Regions from separate parts of the Homo sapiens genome. Here region 2 is linked to region 1. The links are chromatin loops, found by intact Hi-C in ENCODE. Cell type or tissue: heart right ventricle. All regions are shown on one strand. Links, peaks and the distances in the headings refer to the core of each region. The heading gives the core; the rest is flanking DNA.

The links. Peaks named below come from ENCODE experiments on the same cell type or tissue, not always from the same donor. Only the 100,000 strongest peaks of a DNase experiment are listed, where the experiment ranks them.
Region 2: a loop joins it to region 1, with 9 times the contacts of the local background. A loop is called at or near these places in 4 of 110 quality-filtered maps.

The regions. Positions count from the first base shown.
Region 1 is chr2:67,553,936-67,569,241 of GRCh38, reverse strand. LINC02831 (long intergenic non-protein coding RNA 2831) reads right to left here and starts at 4,942. Exons shown (of 7, transcript NR_183413.1): 1 at 4,777-4,942; 2 at 4,356-4,439; 3 at 3,532-3,665; 4 at 2,358-2,466; 5 at 1,086-1,234. LOC105374786 (a long non-coding RNA gene) reads left to right here. Exons shown (of 4, transcript XR_001739524.2): 2 at 3,598-4,814; 3 at 5,327-5,460; 4 at 6,213-15,306. RefSeq lists an enhancer at 2,391-3,590. In heart right ventricle, for the core only: no CTCF peak of the experiment used is centred there; a DNase peak (open chromatin) is centred at 7,657; H3K27ac peaks cover 3,305 bases.
Region 2 is chr2:67,442,256-67,457,561 of GRCh38, reverse strand. LOC107985891 (a long non-coding RNA gene) reads left to right here. Exons shown (of 3, transcript XR_001739520.2): 3 at 13,826-13,983. Among named protein-coding and RNA genes, the nearest start is that of ETAA1, 53 kb to the right of the region's middle. In heart right ventricle, for the core only: a CTCF peak has its summit at 7,151 (motif pointing left); a DNase peak (open chromatin) is centred at 7,046.

The sequences.
Region 1 (15,306 bases), core at 2,940-10,939:
TAGCCGTTTTACTTCTGCGTTCTTCTATACAATTCAGACTACCTCTTTCACCAGGTCTCAATTCAGGGCCTGAGGTGGGTGGGAGAACAAGACAAAGTAGATAGATAGCTACAGACACCTGCAACTGTGGGGAAGCTCTTCCTTGTGTCTTGAGTATTTTATGTCCAGCTCACAACTTTATTATGTGCTCATGAGAAAAGCCCCAGAGTCATTACCAGGAATCCTCTATCTACACCAGGACTACATTATGTAATTTTATTGCTTTTTGGAATCTTGTCAGTATCCTCATGGAACTCTTAATTGCCCAAAAGGAGTTGAGTAAAGAGGTTGGTGATGATGCCAAGTCCAGTGGGTAAGGATGGTCAGTCCATAACACCAGATTGCCCATCCATTCAGGGCAGTGCCTTCCCAATAGACTGACTGTTTCCAGATTATGTTTGGGAATGGGTCCAACTTTGTTTCAACAACTAAATTCACCAGGTAAAAGCTCTCCTTATGATTTTACTAGACCAGCATTTTCAACAGCCATTAATGAGCCAAGTACTATGCAATTTTATAAATTAAGGGATTCGGGCTATAATTATGTGTAAATCCTCCCCAAATTACCTGCTCTAGTCAGAAGGCATGGTCTGAAAAAGGAAGCAATAATGTTTTGGAAAATCATGACATTCTGTAAATAAACTCTGGCAGCAAAAATTTCTTGGCAAAAGTACTGTTCAAGTCAATAAGCCTCAATTTATTGCTACATGAATCAGAAATTAATTCTTCCTCAGTCATTTCCATACTTCTGAAGTATGACATCATTGGCAGAATCTGAACACTCTATGGGTACCTAGACTCTTCATATAGTAAGTCAAAATGAACGTAAACAGTCGAAGAGGGAAGCACTTAATTTTCTTGAAATTTTCTGGTGAATTGAGTTTACTATAATGAGAATATATGAGGCTGCCAAAGGGTGTGAGGGGGATGGGAGAAGTGGAGTTATTATGACCTTGGTGTCCATAGAGACATTTGTATTCTCTGGGGGATAACAAAGCCAAATACTCAAAAGTCTGTTCACAAGGAGACATTGTTGCTGGGACTACCTTTTATTCAGCTTTTTTGATCCTTTTCTCCATTTCCAAGGAATGATATAATCTCTGATTCTGCTTTTGGAGTCCTTCCCAGCCCATTCCTTTGTTGTCTTCTAACCTTCCATCCATGTGTCAGAGTGGTGTGAAAACATCCAAGCATCCTGCTTAGGAAAATGTATTTGCTGTTGATATTGTTTGGCAAAACACATTGATAGGGTATTTTGATTGTGAAAAGTGAAACCTCAAGTCAAGATCTAGAGGCAGGAGGCAAAATAAAGGGGACATCGAATTGTTCTTACGTGAAAAGATGCGGAAACTTTTTTGTGTGTGAGCAGCCTGAGAGCAAGAGGGGATGAGGGACCCAGAAAAATTGGAAGTGTGGAGCTACAAGATCAAAGGAGAGAGGTTGGCTTAGTAACATGGTGGGCATCAGGGATAGCGGGGGCATGGGCCAAGTTGTTTTATAATGGCAGTGTTTGATATTACATTTTAAATTGTTTGCTGCGTTGCTCTGAGAACAGGAGCCCCTTGGGGTACCATGAACTTGAGTAGAGTTCATTATGTACACTTCCTTGTGTTGGTGATCATTTGGCAGAGGAATTAAAAGGGGATGAGGTGACAGCCCACACTGGGGTCAACCTATGTGGTGAGATGGTTACAGAAGATGAGACACTGGGTAGAAGGCAGACTATTAGAGACAAATGAGCCCCTCAGACGCCTCTACTCTCATGTGAGTCACCTCCCATCTCACAAGGGCCTCTGTGGTCATCTCTCAGCTGATCTTGCTCTTCCCTCTCCTGCCCTTCTACCACCCTTTCTCTACAGCAGCAACTGAGGTGAGCTTTAAAAATGTAAATCTGATCACGATGGCTTCTCATTCCTTTCAGAATAAATTCTAAATTCTCTGCCATGGTCGACCAAGCCCTGTGCAGCCTAGCTCATGTTTGCCCCTCCGACCTCCTCTCTTCCAACTTTCTCCTTCCCTCCCACTGATCTACCCACACTGGGCTCCTTGCCATTTCTCCTAGACACCAACCTCCTCCCCATCTCAAGTTTCTACACTTTGTGGCTCCTCTGCCTGATAAGCTCTTTGCCCAGATGCTGGCATAGCTGGATCCCAGATATCATTCAGATCCTAACTTACATGTCACCTTTGCAACGAGACCTCCCTTGACCATCCTAATTAAAATACTCACCCCTCAACTGCTACTCTTGATTCTTTACTCTGCTTCATTTCTTTTCATTGCACTTATTATCACCTTCCATTTTTATTTATTTGCTTACTTATTTGCTGTCTGTCTCCCTGGGGTTGACAGCCTCTAAAACAGCCTCAGTGTTCTCTGCCTTCTGGTATTTCTCATCTTGAATGTGGGCTGAATCTAGTGACTTCTTTCTAATGAGCAGAATTCAGGAAATGTGATGGGATTAGGTTACAAAAAGAGTGTGACTTGCATCTTGCCTTCTCTTGCCCTCTCTCACTCTGTCTCTGGGGTCCTTGTTCTGGGGGCTGCAAACTGTTATGTTGTGAGTAACCTATGGGGAGGCCCTTGTGGCAAGGAACTGAGGCCTCTGGCCAACAGCCAGCAAGGACCTGAGGCCTGTAAACACCTGAGGCTGTGTGAGTGACTTTGGAAAAAGGTCTCCTCCCAGCTGGCTTGGAGATGACCACAGCTCCAGCTCACACCTTGTAGCATTATGACCCTGAGTCAAAGGCCCCCAGCTGAGCCACACCCAGATTCCTGACCCACAGAAACTGTAGGGCAGTAAATGTTTCTCATTTTAAGTCACTAAGTTTGGGGGTGCTTTGTTATGCCATAATAGATAACACACTGCTCCACTGGAATGAAAACTCCATGTGGGTAGAGACTTTCTCTGTCTTGTTTCGCACTCTCTCCTAAACAAATAGTATAATGCCTGGCACACAAAAGGCACCCAATATATTTTTAGTTTAAATTAGTCAATTAATGCTGGGATCGGAGGGGAGAACACTGAGTTTTTCAAAATATGTTGAATCAGGTCTTGAGCCAACATTGATATTTAAAGTCGAGGCTGTTCTTAAAGTTGACTCCAGAAGTCTCAGGAGTACTCATGTCACAAACATGCCGGTAATACCGGGCTCATAATACTAATCTCTTGAGCACGATTATTGATGCTGGTCTCTGTTGCTGAGCAAACTTCCACTGACGAGCCCAAGCTGAGGGTGGGGCCAAATGTTACCCAGTTGCTGTGTGCATTTGGAAGAATGACTCAAACCTCCCACACTTCCTTCATCTGTAAAGACCTCACTGGGATGTTGGTAATACAGAGAATAAAATACGTAATGGGCTAAGGTTTGCTCTCAATAAATGGTGGTCTCCCCTCCCTCAGGGAGCTTGTTATCTAAGTGAGGAGACAAGATCTGTGCATAAGGAAGATGATTCACAACACTCCACATGAAGCATAATGTGATGTTACATACCAGATGTTTTCCAGGCAGGAGTTACAATGGAATAATTAATTATTTTATGGTTCTTCTTTTCTGTAGGGTGTTGGGTGCACATTTGTCACCTGGGAATACTACCAGCAAGCCTCATATTTTTTCTGCAATAAATGCTGGAAAGGAAAAAGAAATGCTGAAAATGATGAAGTAATTCCAATTCTGCTGATAGAGACCTGGAAATGCACTAGGGAAAAATGACAAGAGTGTAACACACTGCTGCTGATTATGTCATAATGATTATTTTATGCAGTTTGAAGAAGACTCACTGTTCTAAAGAACCAGCATCCATTTCCAGGAAAGAGCAGGGATTCTCCATCCATACCTCCATGGGATGAACCACATTGAAAATAATGATTTCCTTCTAATAGCTTACTCTACATTATATAAAGAATTCCTTGGGATTCTAAAAAAACCCTAATAATATAGTAATAATAACAACAGAGGTTTGTTTTTGCTATTTGTAGTCTAATATTCAGATTGTGAGCAGCTGTTTTGGAAGGCAAGATGAGTGAATAGATGTGAAGTCGTCTTAGAAATGTCCAGGCTTCCAAAAGAAATTTCACTTTTAAAAGAAAATAGCCTAATGTGAACCACATTAGAATCAGCACATCTAATCCTACGGAGAAAAAGTGACCATGGCTGTCTACACATATAGGCAGGTCATTCAAGCTCATTCAAAAATTCCACTTTCACTGGTGGTCTGTCTGTGTCCACATGGTGACAAATGGCCCCGGCAGGGTTTTTGAGGTGTTGGCACCACCAGTGAGTGCCAGATGGAATGTGGTGAAAGTTCTGATTTGTACCTTTCAGACTAAAGGTACTTTCCAGAATGGACGGGTCCTTCTGGCTGCCTTTTGTAAGTGCAGCCACAGGTATTCTGTTGAAGCCTGTGGGTGAGAAAGACATAAACAGGTGCTATAAATTTGTCAGACCAGGAAGCCACAGGCCGTTTAGTAAATGGTAAACCCAATGGCCCAAAAGAACAAAGGGGTCTCTTTTCATCAGAATGATCAGGCTCATTCAACAAATATTTATTGAGCACCCACTTTCTGCCAGATGGAAGAGCCACTGACAAGGCCTCTTATTTAAAGAGTGCCTGAAGTGAGGAAGCAAACCCCCAAATCATCTGGGATGGTATGAACTGAACTCTGGACCGCAACATGATGGAAAGGAGGAGCTGGGGTCCCAAGGGCAGTCCAGACAACCTGAACCTGTGACACTCACCCTGCCCACACACTCTCAGAGCTGCAGCTTTCACGGGGGTGAGTTTTCTGCCTTGATTTACTCAGGCCAAGACCTTTCATTTTCTGGAGAAAATACAGGTTTTTCTGTAGTATTTCACAAACAAGGCAATTCTCTCAGGGAGGTGAAACAGCATTGCTTCTCAACTGAAATCTGAATTTCATCTTCCTAAGTTTATATCGTTGAGTCACAATTATTGAGTCATAAAGACCAAAAAGGATGTTGAAAGTTAATTTATTTACCACACTATGGCTTAGACTATTCTAGAAATATGAAAATATCTCCTATTAAAGCAGACTTTCTGAGGAGAAACCATTGCTTTTTCAACTAACGTTTTATCATGTTTTATTGCCTTCATAGTTAACTATTTTTTTAAATCATATCTAACATAAGTCCCTCCAGCAGCATTTTATATCTCTTTTACAATACTTTGCCCTGGATAGTTGAATAATAGTTCATCAAGCCTCATATAACAGTAATTAAATTGTCACCTTGGTGTTTTTCAGACCCAATTCTTGCTAATTCTTTGTAGGTGACATGAATGCTTGTAAATGAGCTTGCTGAATGGGAGACCAAGAACGATGATATTGAGCTGTTACTACATGCCAGACATTTAACCCTTTCATCCAGGTTATCTCAATCATTCCTTACAGAAAGGCTTTTGAGGTAGGTTCAATCATTTCTCGCATTTTATAAGTGGGAAAACTGAGACTCTACGAGAGGTCAATATTTTACACTAGACCCCCACTGTTGGAAGGGGTGGAGCTGAGATGTATTTCCAGTTAATTACACAGATAAGACTGCCCACTTTTTCTATGAATATTTCCAACTATTAGATTGAGTGAACCTTAATTAATCAACATATTATTTTAAAAATAACTTGCTCATGTTCTAATGCCTGTTTGTCACTCAAGTGTTTGCAAAATCAGGGAATAATTTTTTTCTAGACTTTTACTCCTTTTCCAGATATAAGCTCTTAAAAACCTTTGTTTAATCTTTGACTTTAAATCCACAAAACATAATAGCTGGTGAGATACCTAATACCTTTGCTATTTTCTTTGAGGATACAAGTCTTGATATTTATCTCTTTAAGCCAGTAGCTCTCAACCTTGGCTGTGCCTTAGAATCACTTACAGGAGCTTTTAAAGATCCTGATGCTGGACCACACCCAAGGCCAATTAAATTAGGATTGCTGAGGGTGATACCCAGGTGATTACAATGAACATCCCAGGTTGAAACCACTGATTTAAACAACTCTTCCCTGGACTTTCCCGTACCTCCATTTCACCTGGCCTGCTGTGGCTTTCGCTTATCTAGTTAGAACTGTAATTTGGCCAGTTCATCGCTCATTCCCAAAGGGGATCTCATTACCTGTCTCTAATACAGAGTCTGAAAAAGCTAAATATTCTGTCTTCCAGATGTCCTTGCAACTGGAGGTGCCATATGATACAGTTCTGCCCAAAGACAAGAAAGTGAATGTCTGTTGAGGGCTTCCTATAAGGCCAATACATACAGGTGTTCCCAACAACAGGTAAGTCAATTCAGCTGGTTGGATTTTTCACTTTTCATCTGAATGTTTACATGTATCTGAATGTTTCCATAGACATAGACTGAGCGTGTGACTTGAGTCAAAGTTAATTTGAGTAAGAAACCAAGGGAGAATTTTATTTCTTTTTATTGATGCCTCAGTCTCTTTCCATTTTTTCATAGAGACCCAGGAGTCCATGTTAAAAGTGTCCTAAAGAGGAGGTAAAGGCTAAGGAATTTGAGAACCCTAAGATTTTCTTTGAAATTCTGTGGAGATGATGCTAAGAGGATCACTTATAAATGCTTATTGGATGTAATTTCCATGTTGGACAGGTGATATTTCCAGGGAGAAGCTTAAGGGATTGTAGGTAATATAAAGTCTCAAGGTAGAAAACACTGACTCTGAGACTGTGTATTTATAATGTGTGTGTGCATGTGTATGTGTAATTCATTTGCTGATCTTTGTTTAACTTTTTATTAAACTATAATGTATGTGCAGAAAAAAATGCACATATTATAACATAGAGCTTAAAGAATTTTCACAAATGACCATATCTTTGAACCCAATACCCAGGTCACAAAACAGAACATTACCAGAACCCTAAAAACCCTTGTTCTCCCTTCTAATAACTACCTTTTTGGCCAACAATAACTACCAGGCTTCCATTCTTACCTTTTTACAAAACAAACCAATGAGTGGAAGCGCAAGGTCACCCCTTCTCCTGTTTTCACTTGCTCGCGATTGACATGGGGAAGTAAAACCTGTACTATGGCACATTTAATTATGGGAAAATGAAAAGAAAGAAATAAAAACCAGACCAACAAAGCAAAGATTTAAGTTGGCATCGCTTTCCATATCATTGTGATGCCGGCAGACACTCAATAAACATATCAGCATTGTTAAAATGATTTATCAGCCAAATAGTTGAATGTAAAATATTATCAATACAGGTGTCATCATTGATCTTTCTTGGGTCTCACTGCTGAAGAATGGGGCTGTAAGATGATTTCAACAAACAATCCTTGACAGGAAACCAAAGGCAACAAGGCACAGGGACAGACAGCTGACAAATGCAGTATGGGGCCATTAAAGCATGTGATGAATTTGCCAGGAAAGTATATATTTGTGCAAGAGGTGAGCTCATATCTCCCATAAATTTGTCAGCCGTGACACAGTGTTCTCCGGCTTGGCATGAGTAATGCCTTGCTATTTGCGCCTTTGTCTGGCAAAAGCTCTATCAGTCACTCCAGGGTTATTTACAAAGAAACGTGTCTATCAGTTACAAGGACATGACTTTGCTGCTAAAAGATAACAAAAGAAGAAATCAGGCAGTGGCCTCTCAGCGAGGGATGCGTCTTTTCCAGACAAGCTCTGGACTGGAATGAATCAGATGGACGGCAATTGGCCGGGCTGGCCCAGTGCCTGGCATGACCAGCCTTAGTGCATTTATCCACACTGATTAGATTAGAAATTATTAATAGGGGGCTACGGAGTAGAGCAAAAGGTCATTTAGAGTTTAATTCTGTTCTCAGATAACTTCATTTCGGCTGATGGGATTGTTATTGTAGGGGTTTTATATGTTTATAGGAAACAATATACTCAATAATGAAGTCCTGCCTCCTTCTGCAAGGTCAGGAAAGCTATTGTGTAGCTAGATTGAAGTCTTCACAATTGTGTTAATTAAGTAACAGTGATTGGACTTGGTCTTCTCTTGAAATGCATTTAAGAGCCTAAAAGCTGCTGAGAATGTATTCTTTCAATATAAATATATAGTAAAGCAAGTGAGACCAGAAAGCAGCTGACGATTGAGTAAACAGAAGAGCTGACATGAAGCTTTTACTTAAGACAGGAGCCTGGTTGGCAGATGTAACTTCTTGCCACATAAATACAAATGTCTTGTCAGTTTATGATTAAACATAACAGGTCCCTTTTTCTTACTCAATTCCTGATGAATCTGAAAGATAAAGCTGTAGAAAGTATAGTTGATGGTCTCATCAGTTACTTTGTTGCCTTGCAGGCCTGCCCATTTGAGGCAGATGATCAGAGTACGGTAAGAGGCATGTCCTTCTCAGATTAAAGGGCCATAGCCTTGGTCTTGGCTCATAGTCCAGGGTCATTCTGGAGAGGGAACCCAGCTTTGTCCCCTCCTTTGGAGGGCTTATAACTCAGATATTAACATTTGCTGAAGATGGTTGTAATTTTTTTTGTTCTGAGGTACAAGATCTCTTCTAAATAGCTAAAAAAGAATTTAGTTGATTCTAAGTGAAAAGTGAGTTCATGGAAAGCACTTTGTTGCCATGTGTTTCTTAAAGACCACAGAAGACTTTTGGGCTCCAGTTAAGCAAGTCCCCTTCGATTTGGCTCCAGATGCAGTGATACCCCACGAAGGGGAAGTTTAAAGTGAAACTTGGCAACTGGTGATTGAGTCTTATCTTCCCAACTCTCCTCCAACGCCCCCACCCACACATATAAGAGAACCACCATCCAAAGACAGAACTTAGGAGAGTTGTTGAATTGAAATGATAGTTTCATTGATGTAAGTTTTGTAAAATACCTTTAAGGCAGAGATTCTCAAATGGAAGTGATTTTGTCCCCCAAGGGACATTTGACAATGTCTGGAGACATTGGGGTTGTAACAACTAGGAGTGGATGATTGCTACCGGCATCTAGTGAGTGGAGCCAGAGATGCTGGTAAACATTCTGAAATACCTGCCCCCTACATAGAACAAACAGTCATCCAGGCCAAAATGTCAATAGTGTGAAGGTTGAGGAACCCTGCTCTCAAGAACCTTTGAATCAATGAAGGATGAGGAGTTGGGAGAGGTTACTCTCTCTAGGGAATGGGTTACCATACAGAATTTCTACTTAGAAAAAAAATCTATAATTATGACATTATAAATAATCATACTAGAATTTGGAAAAATTTCTTATAAAATGTGCTTGGCCAGGCACGGTGGCTCACACCGGTAATTCCAGCACTTTGGGAGGCTGAGGCAGGCAGATCACGAGGTCAGATCGAGACCATCCTGGCTAACATGGTGAAACCCCATCTCTACTAAAAATACAAAAAATTAGCCAGGCGTGGTGGCGGGCGCCTGTAGTCACAGCTACTCGGGAGGCTGAGGCAGGAGAATGGTGTGAACCCAGGAGGCGGAGCTTGCAGTGAGCCAAGATTGTGCCACTGCACTCCAGCCTGGGCAAAAGAGTGAGACTCTGTCTCAAAAAAAATAAAAATAAAATAAATAAATAAATAAATAAATAAAATGTGCTCATTTCAATGAAAACTTGGGAGATAGAAAAAATTGCTTTTTTTGTGCCACATGATTTTAGAGTTATTTGCTACATGTGCTGCATGATTTTAGAGTTATTGTGGTGTGATGAAATGTCAAGACTCAAAAGCTTTGTACGAATATGCATGAGGTGGCATGAAGTACTGGAAGGAAGACTAAACTGAGATCCCATATATCTAAATGCAACCTTGTCATTGATGAAACATGAGCCTGGTCAAGTTCTTTAACCCGTGTAGGCCTCAGTTACTGTTTCTGGCCAGACACTGAGACTGAGAAGCTTGACATCACTACTTGGCTATTCCTTCCTCAACCACAGTCATAGCCAGGACAAGGATTTCTCCTTATTTCTGAACCTAACAGTCATCCCTTCCTTTACATTACCAGTGGCCTGACTTTAGTTTGGGTCTTTGTTGCTTCATGTCTGGACTGTTGTAGTGGTTTCCTAGCCGATGGTTTACTCTTGGACATATGCTATGAAATGCTGCCATTTTGTCTGTTTAAATCATTACTTTTTTCATGTCACTCCTTTCAAATTCTTCAGTGGCTTCCCGTTGCCTCTAACAGTTACTCTTGGTGTGACACCCCCATCCCTCCCTGATAAGCCTAAGAATGCTTTTCTATCTTTGTCCCAGGTGTTTGCCCTACTTGGGTCTTTGCTGTCTCAATCATGTTAATGCACTTACTACCTTCTTCATAATGGCATATCCTAGAATGAAAGTCTTATCGCTCAGCATTTGTTCAGAAGCACCCTCCTTCCTGGAACGTTCCCTCTCTATTGTTCTCTCTTATCCTTCTTTCAAATCTGAAATCCAGAGCATCTCAAGAAAGCTTAATGAGATTTCCAGTAATATCTCTGTCCTCTAAGTTCCTATGTACTTATGATTGTCTGAGCAGTATGCATAGTACTTACTGTATTTGACTTTGTATAAAATTTTTCTTCTCCCTTCATTTACATCTTTCATCCCTTCTCAACTAAGAGAAAAGAGTCCACCACACTGAGTAGGCTTTACAGGATCTAATAGGGGGTTCAATGGGAAAGGTAAATAAATGTTTTATACCATCTTCTGGGTTTCTTGCACATTCATGATTGGCTAAAACTAAGACATTTTGGGAGAGAATTGTAGCAATGTATTCACACACATAAATTAAAACGTAAAGTCTTTCAATAGGCTGTAAGCCTCATCGTGAGAGTCACAATGCCCAAGGCACCTTGTGTCCTCTTGGCTTTGATGTAAAAGATGTCCAAAGAAGGCTTAGGTGGATGATTTTATTCCGTACATGCTTTTCTATGTCAAAATTATCAGTGAAATAAAAGTAGTATCCAGGATTGGGGGACTTTCGGTTACTACAGAAAGCACTTTGCATTTAAAAAAATATTTTACTAGCATAATTTTTTTGTTATTTTTGAGAGAAACATCTCTGTTGAAATGTGTCTCTTGTAATCCAAAAGTGAAAGTTTTCTTTGAAGGTCTCAGTTGACTCTTGTAACACATTCCAAAGACAATGGATTCCACTAGACTCCTAAACTTAAACAAAATGATCGAATTTTGACATGGAGTTGGAGAAAGTGATCCATATTGCTTAGTGTTTTGGGAGGGTGCTTTTTGTTGTTTGTTTGTTTTTCTTTAGAAAGCTGTCTGGGATATAGATATAATGTGTGATTTTATGCCACACCAGCATCAAAGTGTTCTTTTCATCTTTCCTTTTGACTTAAGCGTACTCATGATTAATGTATGCCAATAGATTTTAAAGATGCAGCCATCTGCCTTGCCTTACCTGTAAGAGTTTGTTTGTTCTTACCTCCTTTGTAGGTTCCCAAAGTTTTATACATCCTTTATGTATAAAAAGGATGGCATGGCTGTCTATATACTGCAATATTCACGTCAGGATTTCCAAGTCTTTGTTACGACATAGGTTTTTTTTTTTTTTTAAACTGGAGTCACCAACATGATTGCTAAAGTTAGATACACTTCTTTATTATTACCTGACTTGTTTTGTTTTTAATCTATGCATTTGCTAATGTTACTCCCTTTGACTAGACTGCTTCCCTTTTAAAAGGACAATATAGCTAAATGCAATGTTTCTTAAAGTGTGGTCCCTGGACCCGCAACATCGGCATCATATGAGAACCTGTTAGAAAGGCAAACTCCCGTCTTACTTATTGAATTAAAAACTCTAGGGCTGGATTTTAACAAGCCCTCCAGAGCTTCTGATGGAAGAATAAGACAGAGAACCACTGGCTTTATTGTTCACACTGTGGCCTCTAGGGCAGGCTGCTTGAATTCAGATATTTAACCTTCAAGTCACTTAACTTTCCTGTGCCTCGGTTTCCTTCATCTATGAATGGAATAATAATAGTACTATCCATATAGAGTTTTGGTGAAATTAGACTGAGATAATACATTTTAAAAATTTAGTAAGTCCTGGCACCTGGGGAGTACTTATAAACTTTAGCTGTTTTTTTCAATTTTTTTTCCATTCTCTAGGCTTACAGCACTTCTTCCTCTTGATCATCTTTCCAATTCTTGATGGGCTGACCCCTTCCCCTGTCTTGAACATCCCTGACACCTCTCCTGATGTTGTCAATGCAGGGAGAAGGGTGCATATATTTTTCTGTAGTCAAATACTGAGGTTTCCCCTCATTAACTTATTTTTTTCTTGAAAACCTGTACTTAATGAGGAACAAACAAAGAGGCAGAATACAATGCACTTATTTTTTTCTTAGGTCTGGTTTCTATTTAAAATTTAATCTAATTTTTTAAGGTCCAACTGTTTTTTTTAGGCCTTGGGAATATGAACCGTACTTGTTTAGGCCTTGGGAATGTGAGTCTGTACTAGCATAATTGATATGAGGATGGATGGTTGGGGGGTGTTTTCTGCCTGTCTTCAATGATGAATCCTTCTTGTTTGTTCTAGATGCTTCTGGACTTGTTATCCTGTGTCATTTCTACCTGGTGCCAGTTTTTGACAAATGATAGTAGCAAGTTGTGGTATGCTACCTCAGGTTCCTATTTTCCCTGAGTGCTTGGATGTAATAATTTTAGAGACAGCCAAATGGTTAATGAGTCTTGCCCTCAGGAGCTCAGCACAGAGGGAATCCTCACTAGCCTATCAGATGCCTCCTTGGAAAATGGTGAAAGTGTGAGAGAGCAAGATGAATGGACATTTGTATATCACATTCTTTGAGAATTGAATAGGGGATTTATGGTGTTCCCTGACTTGACACACTTCACACTTGTCATGTTGGCACATTGCATTATACTCTGCTGCCCATGGGGCTTTTGATGATGTTTCAGAAACAGGTAATAGATGTTTCTGTGCTGTATCCATGCATTTGCAGAGAAAGATCCAATATTAAAAACAAAGGTACAGTAGAATCCATCGCTATCAACCAAACACAAAAGCCTACCTCTGCTCTCTGCTGTCTCGTTAGTCTCAATTCCTTACCCGACATATATAGCCCTTCTCCAACTAGATATGGTCCCCCTGAAATAACAGCATAGCCCATAATCAGTGCTGTTGTTTTATGCACGGTTTAACATTGATTTGGGAGTGGCGCAATTGGTGACCACTGTTCTGGCAGCACAGTGCAGTAGAAAGAACACTGGATTAAGTATCATGAGCTCTTCATGTTAACCGGGGACCTCCTGGGTGTGAGCTTGGATGAATCTCCAATGGCCGTGGCCTAGTTGCCTCGTGGAACACCGGTGCACAGAAACTCCTGACCAGCCTCCCTCCCAGGAGGAAGACATTAGAACTTGTTCTGAAAAGTATACTTTTCATACTTTTTTGATTTGCTAAGTATGGAAGTGAGAGAAAACCACCTAATTGACTATTCGTGAGGCAGTTGGAATACAAATGTATTTACCCTCAATTTTACAGAAAGAGAAACAGGGCCTTTAAAATGGTGAGGAAGTTTTTTCAAGGAACACTGTAAGTGATAGCCAAAGAAGGTCTTGACTTCTGTCTTCTGCTTACTAGTTGAGGTTCCCTGAGATTTCTATATCTGCCTTAAACCCACACCCCTTAGTCCTTACTGCCACCACAGGCCTGGGCAGTAAGGAATCAGCAACAGCTATGCTGCGGTCAGGGTAAGAGGTCTTTTGCTCATCTTTTGGGTGAAATTCTGCAGCAATCCTTGAAAAAGAAGGCTGCAATAATAGCTGTTACTAAATTTTCTAATAGCCAGGCAAAAAAGAGGCCACAGATGCATTTAGTTTTATGTAAAAATGTTTTAAATGAAGATTTCTTTTACAACTGAGTTTATGAATGGAGAGTCTAACTGGTTGCATATAAATAGTGAGCACTATATGTTTACCACCTTCTGTGAAATTAGGACAGTATTTGTAGATCTTTTTCATATGTACCCTCTCTTCACCAATAGAGCATCAGAAAGAGAAGAAACTTTAATTTTTCATTCTCTGTCATCTTCTCAAATTCCAGAGGTCAATGCTCATTAGATATAGACTTATCAACTTCAAGTGAAAACAGGTTGAAAACATCTAGAATAAAATAAAGAGAAGATTTCTGAGCCTCATAGTCTCTCATCGCATCTCCCAAGTAAATTAGGATCCCTTTAAGACATTATCTGTCAGGATTAACTACACATATTCCCCAACTTCAATATTCCTGCTGCTATTTAGGGCTTTTGTAGGGCTGCTTAAGGTTCTTATTTAAGCCCTAATGTTAAATCCCGTGATGCTGGAGTTGCTGACAGCTCTGCCTCTGTGTCATGTGCTTTAAGCATGCAGTCTAGCATCTTTTCTTTCCTATTCATGCCACCGGGGTAATACAGTTTCCCCAGTATCCTCCTGAAAAGATCTTGAATCAAGAGGTAAGTCCTGAAAAACATGCAATGGATCATCAAAAGAAGCCGTAGTGGTGAAGAGAGGACTGTGAATTGCAGAGTGACCAATATCTAAGTCTCAGTCAAGTAAGCACTCTAGTTAAGTTATACTGTTGAGTTCATAAGAAGGGTGCATGCTATGTGTAACAGCATAGCATAGTTCTATGTATGTAAGTCATAATTATTTAATTTTTGTGTTCACCCTGACCTTGCTTTTGTATTAATTAGCTATTACTGTGAAACAGATTATGCCAAAATTTAGCAGCTTAAAATGATACACATTTATGATCTCATAGTTTCTGTGGTTCAGGAATCCAGGCACAGCTTAGCTGGGTCTTTTGCATTATAGTTTTTTACAAGCTTGCAATCAAGGCTTTAGTCTAGGGGTTGCATTCTCATCTGAAGCCAGGATTGGGAAAGGATGTGTACCCAAAGCCACTCTCATGGTTGATGGTAGGACTCAGTTCCTCTACGGGCATTGTACTGAGGGCTTCAGTTCCTTGCCAGCTATTGACTGCAGGCCACCCTCCATTATTTGCTGTGTGACCGCTCTAACATGGCAGCTTCCTTCATCCAAATGGGCAAACTCTGAAGACTGCTATAGAATGAATGTTTGTTTTCCCCAAATGCATGTGTTGAAAACCCAATCCCCAATGTGATAGTATTAGGAGGTAAGGCCTTTGGCAGGTGATTAGGTAATGAGGGAGGGAGGAGCCCTCATGAATGGGATTAATGCCCTTATTAAAAGGACCCCAGTGAGGTGTTTCTTTCTTCTGCCATGTTAGGACACAGCAAGAAGATGGCTGTCTATGAACCTGAATATGTCTAGCCCTCACCAGACACTGAAT
Region 2 (15,306 bases), core at 4,097-12,096, 110 kb after region 1:
TTTTAGGATTTTTAAGCACTGAAAGTGTAACCAGAAACATATCAGATATTTTGTGAAGGGGTGGATTGAAATGCAGAATTGACAAATACAAAGGGAGAGAGCTTTTCTTTTTTTGGTTAACTTTGAAAATTTCCTCAAGAGAGCAAACTTTTGATAGGGGGCAAAGATTCTTACAAGGTTGGTACAGGTGGGTAATTAATAAGAGTGAATTTATCTGCATACATTATTTAAATACCTAAAGCATTTCTCTGCTTTAATGATAAATTACAATCGGTAAAATCTGTTGGCTGCCTTCAAGCTAACTAATGGATCACTAATCAGCAACAGTCGAATCATCCTAGCTGAAGTGGAATAAATATCTCTAAGGATGCTGCAGCTCATCTTTACAGTCTAAACCTGTAAAGATGCTTGCATGTATTTCTGTGTTCTTTTACTACATGTGTGTATATGGATGCACACACTCATGTGTGCACTTGCATGCATTAAAAACCTATTCTTTGATACCTTCTTTTCTGCCCTTGACGGCTCTATCCCCCTTGGTCTGTTGTATAAGAAAGATCATTCCTGGAACTAATTAATCCTTAAAGAGATCAGCTGATACATCTCATTGTTAGCAATACATTTTTAATTGTTCATTTTACTCAAGCACCATTTGAACACAAGTCAATTTGCAATTTCATTAGAGAACCAAAAAGGCCTGGGGTCTATTCCTGTTTTTGTTTGTTTTTTTTTTAAAGAAAAGGATAAAAAACAGGCAAAATTTCATGAAGGATGTTAATCCTCTAATTAATTTTATGTAATCAAGCAAGAATTAATGTGTGCTGCTATTTGAGCCGAAGTCTTTTTGCCAAGAAGTGCATTTTGTCATACCTTCCCCTCCAGAGAAACGTCTTTACAAGCTTTGCAGCCAAATACCCTGGCAACTAATGACTAGCTTTGGAGCAACATTCACAGACCATTTGCTTTGATGACATTTGGAGGCTTTGCTCTTCTCATTCCAATTCTATTGTAAATAGAGTACACATGCCATACAGCCTTTGAAAACTAATCAATACAGTAAGATTTGTCAGGTTGCAGCTGACTAGTATCACATCTTTTAACTCTTTTCTTAGCTGACTTGTACACATTTTTAAGTCAAACCTTATGAAGGGAGTTGGGTAGATCATCCTTTCCATATTTACAGGCTCCCTGCTGTAACATGGATCTTTCTTCTATATTTTAACATCAAAAGCTCACAATCTATGTAAGTTAACCTTCCATAAAACTAAAATTATATGGTCATCATACGTAATCTGATGATTGATTACAGCTGTCACAAAGTCACAAATTGTGACTGTTTACTACAGTTGCACCATGAAAATTATTGCGTACTTTAAAAAAATCCGTTTAGAGAAAATAAACAGCTTCTATTCATAGGTTGCAGAACCGAAGCATACATGTTTTCTTTGTGACTTTTGGCTCCCTTAGAATCAATGTTAAAACCCACTTAGGTCTGATTTTTCATTTCAGTGTCTTTGTGTAATGTGCCTCCACCATACCTCATCTAATTTAATAAGATGCAAGCTAAGGAAGTACTTAAGTTACTTATCAAGGGTTTTAGATGACACATTATTATTGTATTCAAAAGTCAATATTTGCTAATCATGTTAGTACAGGAACTGTTCCAGGCCTACAATTCTTAAATTGCAGAGATATTTAAGATTAATTAAACCTATCTCCCCATCCTCTCTCTCTCCACCTTTATGGAGTAAGTAAATCAATGACATCCTAAACAAGCCCAGAGAGCCAGAGCTTCAAGTCTGAAGTCCATTTACATCTTTAAGCCTCTGTTTGCTTCAGTCCTCAAGAGTTGAGTTTTGCCATTCCTCCACTGCTTGGGGAATATTTGCATGTTATGAGAGCAAAGTTCAAAAATTCACTTGATGTAATTAGAGAAGAGTGACCAGTCCTGGGCATATAGCATGGACTCCACTGCTTTTTTAAGTCAGGAGAATATTGAAGTAACATATGGCCTGATTTCTTTTTTCTTTTTATATGACAACTTCTGGGTAAACGTGTGGCAGGCAAAGTTGAAAAGTCATCTTCCGCTTCTGAAACTGGGCAGGATGAGAACAGGTGACTAGATCCAAACCCTGGCAGGTTATGCTCTTGCGTCATTGTTCCAGTGACATCCTGACCCCTCTTTTATATAAACCATGGAGCAGAGAGAGCCAACTGTTTAAATGCCAAGATTCCCTTCACTTTTGAACAGTACATTCATTGTAAAACAACCATTTCTGATCTAATGTTATATACAGAGCCCAGGACTTGACTGAGATTAAGTGATAAATGAGTTTGACATCTTATTAACATGTATTGACTAGCAGAAAACTGAGAAACATAGAACTTTACTGATGACTTATGGCAGCTGCTAGTTCAGTTCCCTCCGGGGGAAAAAACTAGTGCATTAACCCAATATGGCACCTAGGATATATTTACAAGTAGTTAGTGAAAGCAATAATGCTATGCAAACTGGATATCTGGAACACGAATCAATATAGACCAGCTAATTAAGTTATAAATGCATCGATTTTATTTTGAATATGTCCTCAAATAGAGTCTGCGAGAAGCATACTGAAATGGGGCTTTTAAACTGAGAAAAGCAACAATCAGATTATTCTCTGGCAATCTCCAATCAATCCAGAAGGGTTTGGTAAAATACTCTGATGCATATTCTATATAATCAGAATGACATGTCCTATTAATATTCCAATTACTGTTGAACTATTAGCAATGCCTGAGTCTGGTGTCTTAGAGCCTCATAGTGGTAATCCGGGAAACTCATGTCATCTTTTGTATTCATTCAGTTTAAAATGAAACAATTTTCCCTTTAAAGGATTTTTATTAAACATTATTTTATGCATGGATTTAACATCCTAATTGATTTAGGTGGACTATCAGAATGAGTTGCTAACTTAACTCTTTTTGTTCTTTTCTTCACTGAAAGAGGTCAGCAGCTCTGATCTTATTTATAAATTTAAATGCCAATTTTTAGCATGGTGAGTTATTATTAAAATAATAGTTATTCATGTTCACAAAAGACTCTATTCACATTGTAAAAGCCAGGAATCTAATAATTTAATAAACTAGACTAGAGTAAGAAAGGGCCAGAGTTGTCAACCTCATCTTAGAACATATAAAAATCATAAAATCAGAGAAATGAAAGTGACTTTACAAAAAGCACTGAGATGTTTCCACACCTCTGAATATTTTCTCAACCTAAATTTTGCTCATTTTTACTTTAAAACTCACTATACACAGGGATCTATCCAATATCATAAATAAAATACTGTTCATAAGCAAAATATAAAACTAATTGAAAAAGTCAACATTGGGTATTATATTCATATATATATATATATATATATATATATATATATATGTTTGGCCTTTTAGGAAGTTTGCTTTATCTTAAATTTAGTTAAATAGGGTTGTGTGATGATATGGTCTAGATTCATTTTTCTTATCTTACACTTGCAGTGGCTTCTCCCATGAATATCATGGATATGGTACTCAGTACTGGTGCCTTGGCACAGGATGGGTGAAGTGGAGATAGAAAGAAGTGCCTGGGTGTGGAGGTACAGTCTAAGTGATTAATAATTTGAACTTGGGGTATAGTGAAAAGAGAGAAATCAAGGATGATAACAGAGTTCTGGCTTGAGCAACTGAGTAGATGGCCATTTCTAAAGACGGAAAATACTGGGGCGATAGGGTTGAGTTTTGTGGAGTATTGATGTAATAAAGAGTTCTCTTTGGAAGTAGGTAATTTTGAGATGCCCGAGTGGAAGTGTCAAGATCACATCTAGATCATTAGATGTGATCTAGTTGGTTATTGGAATCTGAGTAAGCTCAGCAGTAAGGTCTTGACTAGTCTTGTCAACTTGAGCATTGTCAGCTTCTAGATGGTATTTTAAACTATGGAAATGGATGAGCTCCCCCAAGGCATGAGTGCAGAAAGAGAAGAGGGACTGGAAAGCACCCAGCTGAGTCACCATTTAAAAAGATTTTTTAAAGATAAGCAGTAAGCATTTGTGTAGAGATCAGAGAGTCTGCTCCAGAACACTGGAGCAAATGATCCAAGATGAGATATAAAAGGCCTTCCTTTCCTCATACCCTAAACTGTGTTAAATTGAGACATTCGTTTGTGAGGGATTGCTTCATTGTTGTTTTTTTTTTTGTTTTCTTGTTTTGTTTTGTTTTTTCTTAGTGAAGCTTTCAATTTGAAAAGCCAAGCGATTGATTTGAAAATGAGTATAATAAAATATTTAAAAGAGGCAGGGGGACCTGCTACTCTCACTGCTGCCTCAGGGCCTTTGCAGTTGCTGTTCCTTCTGTCTGGGATACTCCACCCTCAGAAGACATATGGCTCACTCCTTATGTTCTTCTGGGGTCCGTGCAAATGTCACCCTTTCAATGAGGACTTTACTGACCACCTTATTTAGAATAGGAACCCCATCACTATCTATCCCCCTGTATCTGCTTGATTTTTCTCTATAGAATGTATCACCATGTGATATACACTTACTTGTTTATTTGTGTATTTCGGTCTCCTGTCACTAGAATGTAAGCCCCATGAGGGCAAGGATTTTGTTTTGTTTTTCTGCTGTGACCAGAACATTCAGAAAAATGCTTGACACACAATAGGTGCCTAATAAGTATTTGAAAAAAAAAAATGAACGAGCAAAGGTTCATTATAATGCAAAAAAAATGATTTTTTTTAAAAAAAAGAATAACCGGCCGGGCATGGTGGCTCATGCCTGTAATCTCAGCACTTTGGGAGGCCAAGGTGGGTGGATCACCTGAGGTTGGGGGTTCAAGACTAGCTTGACCAACGTGGAGAAACCCCGTCTCTACTAAAAATACAAAATTAGCTGGGCGTGGTGGTGCATGCCTGTAGTCCTAGCTACTCAGGAGGCTGAGGCAGGAGAATTGCTTGAACCTGGGAGGCAGAGGTTGTGGTAAGCCAAGATCACACCATTGCACTACAGCCTAGGCAACACGAGCAAAACTCCATCTAAAAAAAAAAAAAAAAAAAAAAGAATAACCAATGAAATAGGAGGAAAACCTGGAGGTATTTCAGAAGCCAAAAGAAAAAAAGGGACAAACAGAGTTATCAAATATGTTGAACGCTTCTACAGAGCCCAGTGAGATCACAAAGCAACTTGATCATCAGATTTGCCACCATGAGAGTCATTGCTGACTTGACGAGAGCAATTCCAGAGTAGTGGTGGGAGCAGGAGTCAGAGTGATTAGGGCTGAAGAAAGAATGGGAGGTGAGGGAGTAGAAACTGTCAGTAGGTAATCAACCTGAGAAGTTTTGTTGTGAAGAAAAGTAGACATACAAGGCAGTAGCTGAAGGGGACTATGAGACCAAAGGAGGGTGTGTTATTAATGTCTTCTCTGGATTTTTAAAATGGTGTATTGATTATCATCTGCTGCAGTAATGCTGCTTAAAAAACATCCACAAGGCCAGGCACCGTGGCTCACGCCTGTAATCCCAGAACTTTGGGAGGGCAAGACCAGAGGGTCGCTTGAGCCCAGGAGGTAGAGGCTGCGGTGAGCTATGATTGTGCCACTGCATTCCAGCCTGGCAACAGAGCAAGAATCTGTATTTTTAAAAAGTAATTAATTAATTAAAAATCCACAAAAATCTTAGCAGCATTGGACAACACACATTCATTTATTCTCTGTCTGGAGTCATTAGCTAGGTGGCTCTGCTCCATGTCTGAATTTTGGCTGGTTGTTGGTTGATCTAGGCTGTCCTCAACTGGGATGACTGGGATGACTTAAGCATGGCTCATGTCCCTTATTCTCTAGCAGGCTAGTCTAAGCATGTTCTCATTGTGACGTCTAGAGCATGACACATAAACAGAAACAGGCGAGTCTTCCTGAGCCCTAGGTTCAGAACTGGCACACTGCCACTTTTTCCTCATTCTGTTGACCAAAGCAAGTCAGGAGCCCAAACTAGAGTCGAAGGAAGGTGTGATATGTATTGTGAAATATATATTTGGTTTTCCTCCCATTTCCTGACATACAACCCCTAAAATCTTTAGAATCTCTAGCTGATGTCTTTTTGTATGCTAATGACGGCTGGGAGCCCCTAGGCAGCTTCATGATGAGGACTGTCACTGGAAAGACCAAGGCAGATTAGAGGGTTGGAACTTTCAGCCCACACTGGCAACTCTGGGAAGAGAAGAGAGGTTGAAGGTTAAAGAGGATCACCAATGGCCAATGACGTAATCAATCATACTTATGTAACAAAGCCTCTATAAAAACCTAAAAAAACAGGGTTTGGATGAGCTTCCAGATAGCTCATGTGGAGTTTCCTGGAGGGTGTTGGGCCAGGAGATGGCATGGAAGCTCCAGGCCGCTTCCCCTTACCTCACCCTATGCATCTCTCCGTCTGTATTTTTTGTAATAATCTTTGTAATAAATCAGTAAATGTGTTTCCCTGAGTTCTGTGAGCCATGCTAGCAAATTAATCAAGCCCAAAGAACCCTGTTTTATAGTTTTATAACCAGTTGGTCACAAACACATAGGTAAAATAAAATATCCTGGGGCTTGTAATTGGCATTCAAAGTGTGTCGGGGCAGGGGGCAGTTTTGGGGACTGAGCCCTCAACCCACAAGATCTGATGCTATCTCCAAGTAGATAGTGTCAGAATTGAATTGGAGGACAGCCAGCTGGTGTCCACTGCAGAACTGATCAATTGCTTGCTGGTGGGGAGAAATCCCCACACATCTGGTGTCAGAAGTGTGTTGTGAGAGGATAGTGAAAGAAAGATTTTTTTTTTTTTTTTTTTTTTTTTACTTAGGAGGTATTTCAATTACTATTGCAATGAAATAAACTATCCCAAAACTTAGCGACATGAAATAATCATTTCATTATGCTTATAATTTCTTTGGGTTGGGAACTCAGACAGGACACAGTGGGCTTGGCTTGCCTCTCTGCTCCATGATATCTGCAGCCTGAGCTGGGAAGATGCAAAGGCTATTGGCTGGAATCACCTAGAGGCATTTTTAGTTATGTGTGACGGTGATGTTGGTTGTCAGCTGGAACTATAGCTGAGGCTGTTGCCAGGTCCATGAGTGTGTGGCTCCTCCTTGTGGGTGAGGCTTTCTCACAGCTTGGCGGCCTCAGAATATTTGGACTTCTTTTTGTCTTCGTTGTTTTTTTTTGTTTTTGTTTTTGTTTTTTTGAGATGAAGTCTCGCTCTTTCGCCCATGCTGGAGTGCAGTGGCACGATCTTGGCTCACTGCAACCTCTGCCTCCCAGGTTCAAGTGATTCTCCTGCCTCACCCTCCCTAGTATCTGGGACTACAGGCGCGTTCCACCATGCCCGGCTAATTTTTTGTATTTTTAGTAGAGACAGGGTTTCACCATGTTAGCCAGGATGGTCTCGATCTCCTGACCTTGTGATCTGCTCATCTCGGCCTCCCAAAGTGCTGGGATTACAGGCATGAGCCACCTCGCCCAGGATTGGACTTCTTAAATGGCAGCTCAGGGCTCAAAAGGCTAGTGTCCTGGTGAACAAGGCCAAAGCCATGTCACCTTTTATGACCTGTCACACTGTATCACTTCTTACACATTTTATTGGCTATGAACTGTAGGGGAGGAAAAATTCCTTTTCTCACCCATTGCAAGGGTCATGGCTGACACCCCTATAACAAAAGACAAATAAGAGAAAAGCATACAGATATATTTAATATAAGTTTTATGTTACATAGGCGCCTCCAGAGAGGAAGACCCAAAGACCCAGGGAAAACTGTGGACAGTCACATAGAAATATGATTAGAAGACAAAAGGATGTGATCTAATGGCAATAAACTGGGTGAGGTGGGGTGAGACTTTAGCAAAGCCTTTTTCATTCAGACTCTTCTTGACCTCTCTGTGTGACATTTCTTTTCTCCAGGTGTAGGTCAGGACACCTGCCACAGGAAGGTCTTCAGGGGAGAAAGGGTCAGAGAATGACCTTCCTATGTTTTATGTCCTGCTTTATGGAAGGAAGAGTGAGGGGAATTTCAGTTTCTATGACCTGCTTCAAAAGAGAGGGGACAGGAGCAGGTCAGAGAGATCTTCCTGCTTCCGCAGATTTTGTCAATTTCCTTAAATGGAAACTACTTAGTATGCCATGGTGCCATATTTTGGGGGTAGCATTTCCTGCACACCACCAGAAAGAACCAATTATCAAGGCTGCTCTAGATTCAAGTACAGGGGAATTACACTCCGCTGCTTGACTGGAAAGCAGTAAGTTTAAGAAGAGGTGGGAACAGACACATGTGCAACTGTGAAAGAAGATCCAGCAGTTTACTTTGTGATACTTTTTGGGGGTCTGTAAACCAAATTGTACTTCACTGGATGTTGCTCTTCCCTGTCTAGTCATTCTACCTGAGAGCAGTTGACAAAGACTATAAGGCTCTTTACCCTATCCGCCCCCACCAAAAAAGGTATTTTTCACATGAGAATGGAGGCTTCACAATAAAGATTTCATCCAAGTTGACTCTATGTGGTTGATTTTGAGGTAAAGTCATTGAAGATGCTCATAGGCGTGGCTGCTGTGAGAAAGCTTCTCTATATTTACAAGCTATAATACAGAGAATATACCTGCAAGTCTCAGCAAGCACAGTGTTAAAAGGGGTGATTCTAAATGTCTGAGTCAGTGATATCCAGAGCCTTCTCCTGGGACATTTCTAGGGTGACCTTGACATCCAGAAACTCCAGTGCAGCAGTGCCTCACAGACTATATTTAACTTAAGATTAATTTTGCAAGGCTATGATAGGTCTTTGCAAGTATTTGATCATGCAGTATAACTTTGGCCATAGATATCTGCATAGGACTGATTTCATTTCTTAAATTTACATGTAACTTATGCCATTATTTTAACAAATCACATTTATATAGGTTTGTATGCTAAACCTAAGCAGCTAGAAAATAAACATAACTTTTAAAAGTAGGTTTTTCCTTTTCTTATAGGTTTTCTGAACTAGACTACTGAAGATAAGACCACTGAAAATAAGTTGACATCTGTTATAAATTTATACTATATATTTATGGTATCTAAAACCATGTACAACTATATATAATACAATAAATATATATGATAAATTTTATGTATATATTATATATTATTTATACATTATAGATTAATATATATTTAATATATTTTAAACCAATTCATTTTAAAAAGAAAGTTTCAATTATTTTGTGTTACATATCAGCTGTAAATAAAAAAGAAATACTAAATTGTTGAAAAATATACTATTTTAAGAATATGGATTTTTTATGAGTAAGTTGAGGTATTTATACATATCTCATTAAACATTATTAATATTTATAAAGTATTTTATAGTTAAAAAAGTTTTTTGAATGATCCTCCACATAGGCCTCTGTGGTATGTATGGCAGCATTATTGTTTCATACTTATTTTACAAAGATAAAACTGAGGGTCAGAACATTTAAGTGACTTAGTTTCACAAAGTAAGACAATGGCAGAGCTCAAATTTTAACCTAGTTTCTATTGCACGTCATTAAATGAATTATGTATGGTTTATAAAGGTATGGCTAAGTTTACATGTTTCTATACATGTACGCAATCACATGGATCAATTTTATGTAATCCACAATTACATATCAATTTATGTATATGTAGAAATGAATACACTAATAATTATTTAGATTTTAAGCAAAAATACTCACATACTTTTATAGATACAAACATATACCTATTTTTCATCTACCTATCTCTCAGACTTCCATGTGCTGACTGAAAATGTTTGCATCCAGTAAACATTTTGATTAGATAATTTTTTAAGGATTGTAGATAATGAAGATGGCTTTAGATTTTTGAAAGTTTAACGTAGAACTTTAACATTCAAACCTGGCATTCTACTCACTCTCTTTTTGGAGCTAATGGAATTCAGCAGTTAACATTTTATGAAAATGTATGAGGAAGTGCCAAGACAAAGAAAGTTGTGTTTATACATAATCCACCCTTGACTTCCACAAAGCTTTGATATAATGGGCAACATGTAAGACTCCTCCATAGACTCAGGGGCAAAGAAGTTAAGACTAAAGCCAAATGGCCAGGCATAAAAAAGGTAGTGTGTGTGTCTAAGTGGAAGGGAGATGGGAGATGTTCTCAAAAGCAGAGAGGGTCTCCAGGAATAGTTTACTTTTTAATAATAATACCATAATGATCCAATGGGAGGAAATAGCAAAGAGGAAGGAGAGTCAATGATACTAAACTACAAAAGCTCAGGCCTAAACTCATGAAATGCAAATGTACTTTTTTCCCCCAAAGCACCTGAGGAATAAAGTCAAAAAAAGAGTTAAGATCATGCGTTAGTGGCTGGAACACATGAGACAGTTTTATGTATCTTTGACTTACCACAGCTCTAGGCTTCTAAGCCATTCTAAGACACTCTTTTTGAAGGGAAACACTACATTAAATGTGCACGTTGACTCTAGAACATATTCTGGTTGCAGAAATGTAAAAATATGTGTGTTGGGGGTGGGGGTAGTGCATCTTAAAATTGAGGAAATAAGGTAAATATTTTCCTCGAACCATTTAGAATAAGAGAGAAGTATTTGGTGAATAGCCTCAAATGATAACAAGGCTTAACAGAGAGCAGAACACTCAGTGAGGTACAATTAAACAAGCAGTTAAATAATCTAACATACAAGTGCTTAAACAAACAATCACAGACTGTCCTGTCACTGCTCAGTGTGCAGAGCATGAGTCAGAAGAAATTATTTCAGCGCCATTGAAAGGAAAAGCCATGTTGTGCTCAATTCTGGTTGACTTACTGCAAATAAGGATATTAGAGAAAATGAGACGTTTATGGCAGAAGGTAGATAAAGGTATTCAGTGACTCAAGGAAATTAATTATAGAGGAAAAATTAAAAAAACTAGGTGTGCCTGTGATGACCTCATTGAGGTAAGCTAGGATGACAGCTGTTGCAAGGGTGGATACCCTGAAGGGATCTGCATTGATTACAGCTCTAAAGGAAAGCATACTAGTCCTCAAGAGAGGCAGGCATGAGCAAAATTTAATTGATAGCTCTCATCCATCCCTTGATATTAGTTAATATAGGAAAGAAACAGTTCTGATAAGTGATTAAGATGAATGCAAACAATCTAAATATGGACCTGATTAAGAATTCAGACAGAAAAATAAACTATTATGGAGGCACATCTTTTAACATTTACTTCATCTGGACTTTTGCTGACCCTGAAAAAATTCTTTACTTAAGGAGAGGGGAAAAAATGTACCCTCTTATTGTCTAGAACTGGTGTCTGAATTCAGGCTCTAAGTTGACTTTATATCCAACAAAGTTTTAGTATCAGGCAAGTTTTTTTTTCTTTGTTTATTCCTGGGATTAAAATAGTACACAAACTGACAAAAGTAGTTCAGACACCACATGTCAGCTGTGACACACCACGCTGTGATTCTCATACTCATCAACCCCTAAATAACTTTGAGACTAGAACTGTGTGACGTCCCTCAGGTGTCTGCTCCCTCTCTCATTTTAGTTATTTGCTTCTAGAGCACAGTGATTTCAGCTTTCAGTGGAAGAAAACAGAAGGGAAAAAAAAAGTGCCCCAACTTTATAAAAACCCAGAATAAACATGAACAATAGGTAAGGTAAACACTCATCTGACTTAAGAGGTTGATCAAGATGGCTCTGCGGAATATTTTTATGATGGTTTGCCAACTGAGATGGTTTGCCAAACCTTGGCATTCAAGAGGCAGATTTAGGCGGTATTAAATAAAAGTATCGGGACAGCCCAGAATTGACCCAGAAAATAACTCAGTGAAACACAAATGCTCTTAAAACCTCACCATCCTGTGATTGAGAGTAAGGTCACATTTAACAGTAATGGCTGATATTCCTGGAGTAAAGAAGGATTTTCTTAAAACAACATTACATAATCTAGTTCCTAAAAAGTTTAAACCTTTATATAACTAAAGGCAATATTAACAGAGTTGAAGTGAGTGAAAAATGAAAAAATACTAAAATATAGTTTAAACCTAAACAAAAAGGTTATTATCTTAATATAAAAGGCTACTATCTTCATCTATAGAAGTTCTTGCAAAAAAAGAAAAGATTGATAATTGCAGGAATAAATGGACTACTGATAAAAATAAAACAGCTGTTTAATTAGCAATACAAAAGAAAACATTGAAGTAATATGCCCTACCTCTTATGAAAATAAATTGTTAGTACTCTGAACTTGGCAAGATGCAGAGGGAATGAGAAACTCTCTTAGATGAGAGATGAGAAATGAGGTTTTAAATTGGAAACTTTCTGGTGGGTGATTTGGTAAGGTAAATAAAAAAATTTTAATGTGTATGTTTTGCTGAGCAATTCCACTCCAGGGAATATATTCCAATGAAGGAGTTGGATAAATACACAAAGATTATGTGTACATATGTAATAATTTTACAATAATAAAATAATACAGGAAGGTTGAAAATAACTGTAATGTTTATTAGTAAAGTTTCATAAATAAAGCCTGGTAGTTCCATAAAATGAAAAACTGTAAAGACATCAAAAGGATAAAGTGATTATTATGTAGAGTTTTAAAAATATAAGTGTGGTTCAACACTAAGAAATTGAGTAGTATAATTTCCTATGTTAACATTATAAAAGAGTATATGAGCATACATATAAATATTTGTGATAGACCCAACAATGGCCCTCCAAAGGAAATCCAGGAAATGTGAACATGGAGGCAGAGATTTAAATGATGCAGCCAAAAACCAAGGAATGCCAGCAGCCACCAGAAGCTAGAAGAGGCCAGGAACAGACCTTCCCCTGGGCACTCCAGAGGAATGCAGCCCTGTCCACACCTTGATGTCAACACAGTGGAACCACTTCTGGACTTCTGGCCTCCAGGACTGTGAGATAATAAATTTCTATTGCTTTAAGCCACCAAGTTTCTGGTAATTTGTGAAAAGCACAGGAAACAAATACAGATTTTGGTAATGAAAATGTGATGCTGCTGTAATACATAAAAATGTGGAAGTGGCTTTGGAATTTGATAATGGGCAGAATCTGGAAGAATTTTGAGGGGCATGACAGATAAAGCCTAGATTGTTGTAAACAGGCTGTTGGTAGAAAAATGGTTGCTGAGGATGCTGCTGGTGAGGACTAATAAGGAAGTGAGGAGCGTGATAGAGAAAGCCTGTATTATCCTAGAGAATACATATATTGTCATAAAGAGGATGTTAATAGAAAGATGAATGTTAAAGCTGATGCTAGTGCAGACTTAGAAGGAAATGAGACATATGATTTTGTAAACTCCGGGAAAGGGGATCCTTACTATGTAGTGGCAGAAAGTCTAGCTGAATTGTGTTCTACAGTTTTGTATGGAAAGCAGAACTTAGAAGCAACATCCTTTGATATTTAGCTGAGGATATTTCCAAGAAGAATATTGATGGTGAAGCCAGGTTTCTTCTTGCTTCTTGTAGTAAAATGTGAGAAGAGATAAACTGACAGGAAAACTGTTAAATAAAGAGGGACTAGGGCTTGATGATATTGGAAATTCTCAACCTATCAGACTGCAAAGGACAGAAAAAGTAGTATATTCACTGTAAGGAAGGTGTGCTCTGGAGAGAAGGCCCAGGGTGTGGCTGGACAACATTTTGCTGAAGAGATTACGTGAGTGGCTCATGATTCCTCTCAACTATCTGCAGAAGTGAAGAATGGAGATGGGGTGACCCAGGAAAGATCTGTGGGAGACCTTCTTGTCTAATTGTGTGAATTTTATGATATATACAGGAGACCCACAGGTTTTTGAGAATGTTATACCAACATTACCAGTTATATAAACACTGCCAGCTTGAATCAAAAGGAATAAAGGATGAATGGAGGAAGATTGTTTTACTCCCCAAATTCTACAAGCAAGAAACTGGCTGATGAAACTACTCAGCTGCAAATGTGTGTTACCCTTCAAGGAAAAGAAGGTATGGCCCTTAGGGTAGAAACTTGGGCCCAGAGGGTGGAGCCATGGAAATGTCTATTGTATAAAATGTGTAGGTATTTTTACATAAATACTATGTTATATAAATAGTTCATAAATACTATTTTACATAAAACAATATTTATGTAAAAATATCTGCTTTATTAAAAATTTTATCTCATTTTCTTTTATTTAATTCGACACCGTGATTTAAAAATTCAAATGTATTAATATGAACGCATCTAAGCTGATGTTCCCACCTCCCAATACTTCTAGTAGATATTCTTGTATATGTCCCTTGTGCTGGTCAGAGAGTAGCACTCTATGGCAGCAAATGGTAGGATTGTAATTTCTGACGCCCTATTGTCAGGTGGACCATGTGCCTGGTTTGGGCCAATGAATTGTATAAAGAGTAACATATATCATTTCTGGGCTAGGGCATTTAGTTGCCCATGGAGGACCCCCACAAGTACATGCTTTTCACCCCTGGTACAGGGATGAGTCATGTTCAAAAAGAGCCTGCTCTGCCAGCATAGTTTTCAAGAGACTGGATGAGCAGAGAGGCCTCTGCCAATGTGTAATGGAACATGGTATGAACAAGAAATTAACTTGTATTGTTTCAAACTATTGAGATTGGGGATTCTTTGTCTCACAACACAACTGAACTTATCCTGACAGATATATCTTCTAAGACACTTTTGGGGAATATATTTGGGATATATACCGGGGAGTGGAATTGCTACGTATATTTCTAATTTACTGTCAGATTGCTCTCCAGGATGGCTAGCCCAGTCTATACTTTCTATATCCCCTATGCTTGCCAACACTGGGCATTTTCCAGCTCCTAGTTTGTCAGTCTAATTAAAATAAATGGATATCTCAATGTTTATTTCTTTGTTTTTCCCTGATAAAAATTAAGTTAAGCAATTATTATGCTCATTAGCCTTTGGGGTTTTGTTGCCTATGATTTTTTTTTGTTTATATCCCTTGTCCATTTTTCTATCAAATTTGCTGGGTTTTTGTTGATTTGAAGGACTTCCTTTTATTTTATAGATAAAAAAATCCCTTCTCAGATTTAGAAATAACAAATATCTTCTCTCATTCTGCCATATGTCTACTTATGATAACCTCAATTGAACAGAAATCTTTAATACAATCCAATGCGTCCATTTTCTGTCTCATTTTTTTGCACTTCTTCAATTTTATTTAAGAAATCCTTTCCCACTCTTAGGTCACAAAAATATATATTTATGTATTCCCTATTCTAAAGCCTGGAACACTAACATGTTAAAGTATTAAG